2 separate regions of the Homo sapiens genome follow, and region 1 is linked to region 2. A link is a loop called in an ENCODE intact Hi-C map of the cell type or tissue named here. Cell type or tissue: gastrocnemius medialis. All regions are shown on one strand. Each heading gives the region's core, and the rest is flanking DNA. Links, peaks and the distances in the headings are about the cores only.

Region 1 (4,400 bases), core at 166-4,165, 140 kb before region 2:
GCTTTATAAACAGAAATCAATTTGGTTAGCTTGAGATAAAAATAGGAATTAAAGGGAAGGACACTTTGATGGCTCAGAGAATTGAAAGAAGTTCTAACGAGTCAAGTCAAGTACAGAGCCTCATTCGTGCCCTGGCCTCAAAACAATACCAGACACAGAGCAATTACTCAGTATTTGTGAAGTAAGAGAAGTAGCAACTAAAGCAAGGAAACAAAATTAGTATTTACCCTAACAGCATTTTCTGTTTCAAGCATTAAAAGATAAATATGACTAAATAAAATCCCAGCTCTGGAAAAGCTTATCAGTGTAATGAGAGAAGAACAGAAGTAAGAGAGGAAGGCATAGAGGGGAAAAAGGAGGGAGGAAGGGATAAATGAAGGGAAGGAGGAGAAAGGAAGGAAAATTACTACTACAGAATAATGAACTAACAGCTATGGAAGAACAGAAGAGAATATAACCTAACATAGAGGAAAGATTTCCAAATTCAGATTTATCACTGTCATTGGTACATATCAGGATATATCAACACATACGTATTAAATGAAGATTATTCCACACGACCCTTTATGACACAGAGAAGCCTCATGAATGTCACTTGACTCAAAAAATGTCATTGAAAAAAAACTGAGTTATGCTTTAATTCAGGAAGAATGCTACACAGGTCACATTTGAGCCATGCCCCCTTCCCCTGCGGCCTCCCACCTGCTAAGGTAGTTTGATCCAGCACAAGATTATACCTAAATAAGCCAAACAGATTCTCCCTCTAAAGAATTAAAATTTGAGGTTAAAGGCAAGGTGGAAGGAGGGGAATGTTAGAGCTGAGTCACTTTAATGGCAGTGTCATATAAAAGGTCCTGCTGCTAAGTTCCCGTAGATGCCCTAGTTCCATTTTTTCCTGAGACTCGACTCTTTAGAACTTCTTTCAATTCTGAGCCATCAAACTGTCCTTCCCCTTAATTCCTATTTTTTTATCTTAAGCCAACCAAATTGGTTTCTGTTTATAAAGCCAAAGCAACTAAATTAGACGTGAAACATTGCTCATGTGAAATCATCCTAATGAAGGGCTAAAACAAGAGATTAAGGATTATAGACCTATTGCAAGGAGCAATGTTAAGTCATTACACACAGAGAAACTACAGTGATAGAGTAGAAAGAGAAAAACATTATCATCACTTAGTTTCAGGTGCAGATTCAAATCTTAGAGTCACTGTTTCTTAGCTATATTATGTAAGCTTGAGCAAGTAAATTTAATAATGTTTTCAGCTTGTTTCATGAGCTACTGATAATATGTGCTTTATAGGATTGTTTGAAGAATAAACAAGAGAAAAGATGTCAATAAACCCAGCAAAATGTCTGGAAGATGGTAGGGGCTCAATAAATGTTAATTCTCAACTTGTTTCCCAGTAAGAATAAGGCATCTATTGAGAGAATAAATAAAAAGGCAACTCTGGCTAGAGCAGGAATAAGCAAATAGAGCACATGGCTAAATCCACCCCACCACCTGTTTTGTATGGCCCACAAAATAACAATTATTTTTCTATTTTTTAATAGTGTAGTGGGTTGAATATTGTCCCCACAAATGATAAATTGTATGTTGGTTCTTGTGAAAGTGACCTTATTTGGAAATAGGGTCTTTGCAGATGTAATCAAGCTAATGTAAAGTCATACTGTATTAGAGGAAGCACCAAATCCAATGACAGGTGTCTTTATAAGAGAAAGAAGAGGGAATCCAAATACAAAATCACACAGACAGAGAGAGAAGAAGGCCATGTGATGACAGAGGTAAAGATTAGAATGATGCGGCTATAAACCAAGGAACACCAAGGATTCCCAGGATCTACCAGAAGCTCAAAGAGGCAAGGAAAGGATTCTTCCCTAGAAACTTCAGGAGCATAGCTCTGCCAACACCTTGCTTTCAGGTTTCTAGCCTCTGAACTGAGAGAGAATAAATTTCTGTTGCCGAAAGCCACCACGTTTGTGATAATTTGTTACAGCAGCCCTAGAAGACTAACATAAACAGTTTTAAGAGAACAAAAGAATGATATTTGTTGACATGTGAAAATAATATGATACCAAATTTCAGCATCCATAAATAAAGTTTTATTGGAACACAGACACATTCATTTGTTTACACATTGTCTATGTATGTTTTCATTCTACGCTGGCAAAGTTAAATAGTTGCCACAGGGGACCATATGACCCACAAAGCTGGCAAAATTTACTGTGAAGCTCTAAATAGAAAAAGTTACTCAACTTCTGGACTTCAGCATTAATGTTTAAGGGAGGAATTAATACCTGAGAGAGGGTTCAGGTGCAGTACTGAGTACTGATGAGTACTGCATAGTACTGATGAGATCTGACCAAGTAATAGCCGGATAGATTTAAAAACTAAATGATCTGGCCAGGCGCGGTGGCTCACGCCTGTAATCCCAGCACTTTGGGAGGCCAAGGCGGGTGGGTCACCTGAGGTCAGAAGTTTGAGATCAGCCTGGCCAACATGGCGAAACCCCGTCTCTACTAAAAATACAGACATTAGCTAGGCATGGTGGCAAGCACCTATAATCCCAGCTACTTGGGAGGCTGAGGCAGGAGAATCACTTGAACCTGGAAAGTGGTGGTTGCAGTGAGCCGAGATTATGACACTGCACTCCAGCCTGGGCAACAGAGCAAGACTCCATCTCAAAAAAAATAAATAATAAATAAATAAATAAATAAATAAATATAAAAACTAAATGATAAATGAACAAAAACTCTGGAGATTTTTATGATTTTATGATGACAAATTTAAAGTTTTAAAATATTTAAAGTTTTAAAATAAATCAGGATTTGACAAAAAAAAAAAAAAAAAAACCTAGCAAAACATAAACCTGCCAGTCAAGAATAGTCTGTTGTCTTTGCGAAATAACTTAGATGACAGCAGTCATTGTTATGGGGAAGCTGGATATAATGGAAGAATGTGGAATAAAACTATTAATTTGCTTTAATATGTATAATGTAGGCAGAAAATATCTAGCAGAGATCTCCTGAAAATAGTACAAAATGGAATTGAAAAAAATGATTTAAAATTCAGATGTAGATTGACACCCTCCAATCTTCTCTTCGCTGTTGATGTGCCAAGTCTAAGCAATTAAAATGTTTTACTAATTGAACACCATAAGAACCTAACTGGCCAAGTTATCAAATCTAGTCCTACTATGATCTACCCTTAAGATGACATTCAGGCCAGGCGCAGTGGCTTACGCCTATAATCCCAGCACATTGGGAGGCTTAGGCGAGCGCATCACCTGAGGTCAGGAGTTCGAGACCACCCTGGCCAACATGGTGAATCCCCGTCTCTACTAAAAATACAAAAATTAGTCAGGCTTGGTGGCGTGTACCTGTAGTCCCTGCTACTCAGGAGGCTGAGGCAGGAAATCACTTGAACCCAGGAGGTGGAGGTTGCAGTGAGCCAAGATTGCATCACTGCACTCCAGCCTTGGCAATAGGGTAAGACTCCATCTCAAAAAAAAAAAAAAAAAAAGTACATTCAAAATGATTGTCCTAAAGTAGAAAGTTTAATCTCCTGTGGAACTTCTGTAGCTAATTTTTTAAAAATTAATAAAATGTTATTTAAACTCCTGTGCTCTGTATATAATACCTTTCAAAATTGGACCAAATCCCTCCTTCCAGTCCCATCTCATACCACTCCTCAATATTCCAGAAGCTTCTCCTATATTTAACATTGTTACATACACCTGTAACACCCCATGCTTACTCTTTTGCAATACTCATCATAATTTTAATTATTTATTCTTCTACATTATACTGAATTTATGACAGGATTATGTCTGTCAGGTTCACTATGCTATCCACAGCACCCAAACTGGTACATAGGTGTACAATAAATATTAGTTGAATAAAGAATAAATAAATGAACAAAGAAAGGATGAATAAATATGCCCCATCAACTCAGGACTCCCTGTGCACACAACGCTCCCTCAGGTGAGAATTCTCTTTGCTTTGTTTACCTATCCAGAAAATTCTTGCTCATCCTTCAAGAATGCAGACTCCACAGAAAATCTTTCCCTACAATTTCTGGCAGTTGTTCTGCCCCTTCTTCCACTTTGCTGAAACAATATTTACCATATCATACAGTAATGTACATATTGAATGGTACCTACATCTCACTAAACCTTGAGCTTCTCAATTCATCATTGTTTCCCCAACACTTAATTCAATGTACAAAACATATGAAGAGTCAAAATTTGCTGGGTAAATGAATTAACATTATCTTGAAAATTTAATTCAAGATAACAAAGTTCTAGATCATGTATTTTCACTCTTAGAAATTAGCTTTCACAATACACTGAAGTGCTTTAAACGATTATAATTAATATTTTAGTTCAAACAAAATTTAGAAA
Region 2 (4,400 bases), core at 195-4,194:
TTCTTCCAACTACTTGACAGCCCTATCCACTTACAATCACAGAGTTCTTAAAACCCAGGTGCAGGTTGAGCCCAGATTCTAATTTCAAATCTCTGTTGGCTCGCACTTGGGATATGTTCTGTCTTCCGTCTCCAGCTGGCCCGCTGTTGTGCCCTTTCCTCTGGAACGAAGACTTCTCCACATTCATCTCCACATTCCTCACACTTGGACTAGTGGAATTTATAGCTTGCTAACTCAGCCTTGCCCCAGAGAGCAAGCAAAAGGGAATTGAGTTCAGGGCCTGCCTGCTGGCCAGGGAATAGAATAGGCAAAGCTCCAACTTTTGACCTTTGTGCCCAATTTTTCCTTCCTTGCCTTGCCCTCCATCCCCATTTTAAAGGTCTCTGCTTAACTTTCTCAGCACCCAGCGCTTATTACTGCCTGGTTAAGGCCCAGCAAGAAAACCCTCAAGTTTGTGAAATCAGAATTTTTTCCCTGCCTCAAGAAGAAAGTCCAGTAGAGACAATTTTTTGAAACATGCACTACCTGTTTTAGACCCCTATGGTGGCATTAGGTAAAGCAATCCTATAAAATTTACCGTGAAATTGGGTGAACTTCTACTCCATTGTACTAAAAGGTAAGGTAGATGCCCATAAGAGTTCATATGACTTCTAAGAGTTCCAGGAAGCAACTTAAAGAGAGGACATCATCAAATCAGTGCCCCTTCAGTCTTTTCCTGTTTTACTGAAAGCAAGAGACACCTGGACTCATTTACTCATTCATTCTACAAACATCAATGAGCTCCTGCTCTGGGCCAAGTATGAGTTATGTGCTGATGTATACCATGTAAATACAAAATAACACAATTCCCTGCCTTCAAAAAGTTTGAAGAGGGATTCAAGATTCATGTTCCATTTCCAGTGGCTTGACCTGTCCTGTCCAACTGCTGAAGGCTGGAAAAATATTGCCCCTCTCCTCCTGCTTCATCTCCCATCTCACATGGTAGTGGGTGGAAATAGAGACAGACCAGGTGCAAATTCCCCTTCCCTCCTAGTGTTCATCATTTTGTAACCTCTAGTCATCTTGGTCTCTTTGTCTATAAAATAGTAGGTAATATTTAATGTGTACTTTGCAAGGTTTCTGATAATTAGAAATAATTAGGCTGGTGCAGTGGCTCATGCCTATAATCCCAGCACTTTGGAAGGCTGAGGCAGGCAGATCACTTGAGGTCAGGAGTTCGAGACCAGCCTGGACAATATGGTGAAACCCTGTGTCTACTAAATATACAAAAATTATCTGGGTGTGGTGGCAGGTGCCTGTAATCCCAGCTACTTAGGAGGCTGAGGCAGGAGAATTGCTTGAGCTGGGAGGCGGAGGTTGCAGTGAGCTGAGATTGCATCACTGCACTCCAGCCTGGGCAATAGAGTGAGACTGTTTCAAAAAAAAAAAAAAAAAATATATATATATATATACACATATATATATATAATATAATAATTATTATTATTTAGGTAAAGTATCTGGCACACAATAATTGATAATAAGAGCTATTATAATAAATGGAATGAGATACAGGAGTTGTCCAATAAGTAACAGCTATTAATATGGTAGTTCTTTGTCTTCAATCCACAACTCAAAGGGCTGATGTGTCAAGGTGAGGGTTAATGGATGTGGAGGATTATTTTCCCTGGCCGCTTTCTCATCCTCTATTGTGCAAGCCCTGTTTGTGCAAGCCTTTCTGTTCTATCCTAAGGAGGTCAGGGTGTGTCTACTCCTGAGGCTGGCCAAGTTCTACCTGCTGAAGTTTCCTGTGCAGCTAGGGGTCAAGCAGTTGGCAAAGTCAAGCCAGCCAGCTGCTGTGATGTGATACTTCTGAAGGAAATCCTGGATGGGTCCTGCAAGGGAGTTGCAAGCTGCAGCCTGGATTAACCCAGGCTGTTCGTCAGTGTGCCTCAGCTGCTCGTCCACTCTCTGCTGGGCAGCTGGGCAAGAACTCCAGGACCGCCACTCCCCACTGCCCAGAAGAGGGAACAGTGGGGATTTCTGATCAGTACATGTCCTCTTTCCCAGAAAAGGGATTAAGTGTGCCCTGACAGTATACTCTGCCATCCTTCTTTCTTAGGGAGCGAGGTGGGTGAGAAAATGGCCCTGAACAGTCCACTTGCCCTAATCCCTTTAGCTGCTTCATTCTGCCATCAAATACTGTACCTCAGCAAGCAATCTACTGGCATCAAATGTGTCTGTGTTCTTGGTAAAGTGAGGATAATAATGCCAACCTCAGAGCGTTGTTATAAGAAGTCAATGAGAGCTCACATGTGAAAGCACTTACCAAATTGCCTGGCACATGGTAACTACACAATACAGGCTAGTGTTCCCTTTTTAAAAATAATTATGTATGGTGGTATTATGTCGTGTAAGGAAAACAAGCCCTTAAGTATCTATCAGAACTCCACTGTAGGTGACCAAAACCTGACTATAACCTATATTAGAAAAAACAAAAATCGAATTATTGGCTCATGGAACTAATAGGCATGGCTAGATCTTGACGCTCAGATAAAGTTTTCAGGGCTTGCTGTCTCTGTCTTTATTTCTTAGCTGGCTCTGCTTGGGCTCCGATTCTTTTTGCTGTTGGCTTCATTCCTCCTGCCATACACAGGATCTCTCCCTGTGGAAAGGAAGATGGCCATGGAAATCTTGATCCAAAAGGAAGCAGCACATACTCTCTCCCAGTGTCCACGTATCAAATCCCGTGGCAGGACTTTGGCCCTTTGTGGGTCACATGCCCATGCCCACACCAGGAGTCAACAAACTATGACCCACCGGCCAAATCCAGCCTGACTCTTGTTTTGGGGCAGCATATGAACTAAAAATGGGTTTGTCATTTTTAAATGATTGGGGAAAAAAATAAGAGTAATATTTTATAACACCTGAAAATTATATGAAATTCAAATGTCAAGGTCCATAAATTTCAGTTTTATTGGAACACAATCACACCCATTTGTTTCTGTATTGTCCATAGTTGGTTTTCCACTGTCATAGCAAGTTGAGTAGTGGTAACAGAGGCCACACGGCCCACAAAGCCTAAAATATTTGCTATCTGCTTTTTACAGAAAAATTTTGCTGACCTTGCCCTAGACCAATCATGGTAAACAAGAAGATAGGACAGACACTCTGATGGCCAGATCTGAATCATTTGCCCAGCCCTATAGCTGGGAGACAGGTAGGGTAAGAAGAAAAAGACTTTACAGTTACCGAGCACTTACCACGCATGAGGCACTTGCTATGAGTACTTCATTCCTATTAACTTATTTAATCTTTACAAGAATCCAATTGGTAAAGATTTTTGTCATCCTCGTTTGATAGATGAAGAAACTAAGGCACAGAAAGGTTAAGGAATCTTTCAAAAGTTACACAGCCAATAAGTGGTAGAGCTGAGATTTTTTGTTTGTTTTTTTTTAGATGGAGTCTTGCCCTGTCACCTAGGCTGGAGTGCAGTGGTGCGATCTTAGCTCACTACAACCTCTGCCTCCTGGGTTCAAGCGATTCTCACACCACAGTCTCCCGAGTAGGTGGGATTACAGGCATGCACCACCACACCCAGCTAATTTTTGTATTTTCAGTAGAGATGGGGTTTCACCATGTTAGCCAGGATGGTCTTGCACTCCCAGCCTCAAGTGATCCACCCACCTCAGCCTCCCAAAGTGCTGGGATTACAGGCGTGAGCCACCACACCTGGCCAGAGCTGAGATTTGAACCATACTATCTGCTCCAGAGTTCACTTTTGAGCCTGATAGAATCTGTTCTAGCAAAACAAAGTGGAATAGGGGTGGGAGGAGAATGGGTTTCCTGGGTAAAGAGTGGTGCTGGGGAAAAGAAACAACAGATATCCGGCCGGGCACAGTGGCTCACGCCTGTAATCCCAGCACTTTGGGAGGCCGAGGCGGGCAGATCACCTGAGGTCAGGAGTTCAAGACTAGCCTGGCCAACATGATGAAACCCGTCTCTACTGAAAATACAAAAAAAAATTAGCCAGGCATGGTGGCAGGCACCTGTAATCTCAGCTACTCAGGAGGCTGAGGCAGGAGAATTGCTTGAACCTGGGAAGCAGAGGTTGCAGTGAGCTGAGATTGTGCCACTGCACTCCAGCCTGGGTGACAACAGTGAAACTCTGTCTCAAAAAAAAAAAAAAAAAAGAGAGAGAAACAACAGATATCCATCAGTGTCAGATAAATATAGGTCTGAAATTTTTTTACTTAGCTTCTTAGAACCTTAGGTTTTTAAAAATCTAGTGTGAAGTAGATAAGGTGTATTCTTTAGGGTGGTCAAAAAGATAGTTAACATTCATTGAGTACTTACTCTGGGCTAATACTGAGTATTTTACGGTTGTTGTGTCACTGAGGAAAGCAAAGCTTAGAAAAGTT

Evidence for each region. Hi-C counts contacts between places; a loop is a spot of excess contacts. Peaks named below come from ENCODE experiments on the same cell type or tissue, not always from the same donor. Only the 100,000 strongest peaks of a DNase experiment are listed, where the experiment ranks them.
Region 1: it touches region 2 in a loop (2.0-fold over the local background); 1 of 110 quality-filtered maps calls a loop at or near these places.

Annotation. Positions count from the first base shown.
Region 1 is chr11:87,120,760-87,125,159 of GRCh38, reverse strand. All of the region lies in intron 4 of TMEM135 (transmembrane protein 135), which reads right to left. Among named protein-coding and RNA genes, the nearest start is that of TMEM135, 85 kb to the right of the region's middle. In gastrocnemius medialis, for the core only: no CTCF peak of the experiment used is centred there; no DNase peak of the experiment used is centred there.
Region 2 is chr11:86,980,677-86,985,076 of GRCh38, reverse strand. The region is part of intron 2 of FZD4-DT (FZD4 divergent transcript); the gene reads right to left. Among named protein-coding and RNA genes, the nearest start is that of FZD4-DT, 27 kb to the right of the region's middle. In gastrocnemius medialis, for the core only: no CTCF peak of the experiment used is centred there; a DNase peak (open chromatin) is centred at 1,886; H3K27ac peaks cover 3,591 bases.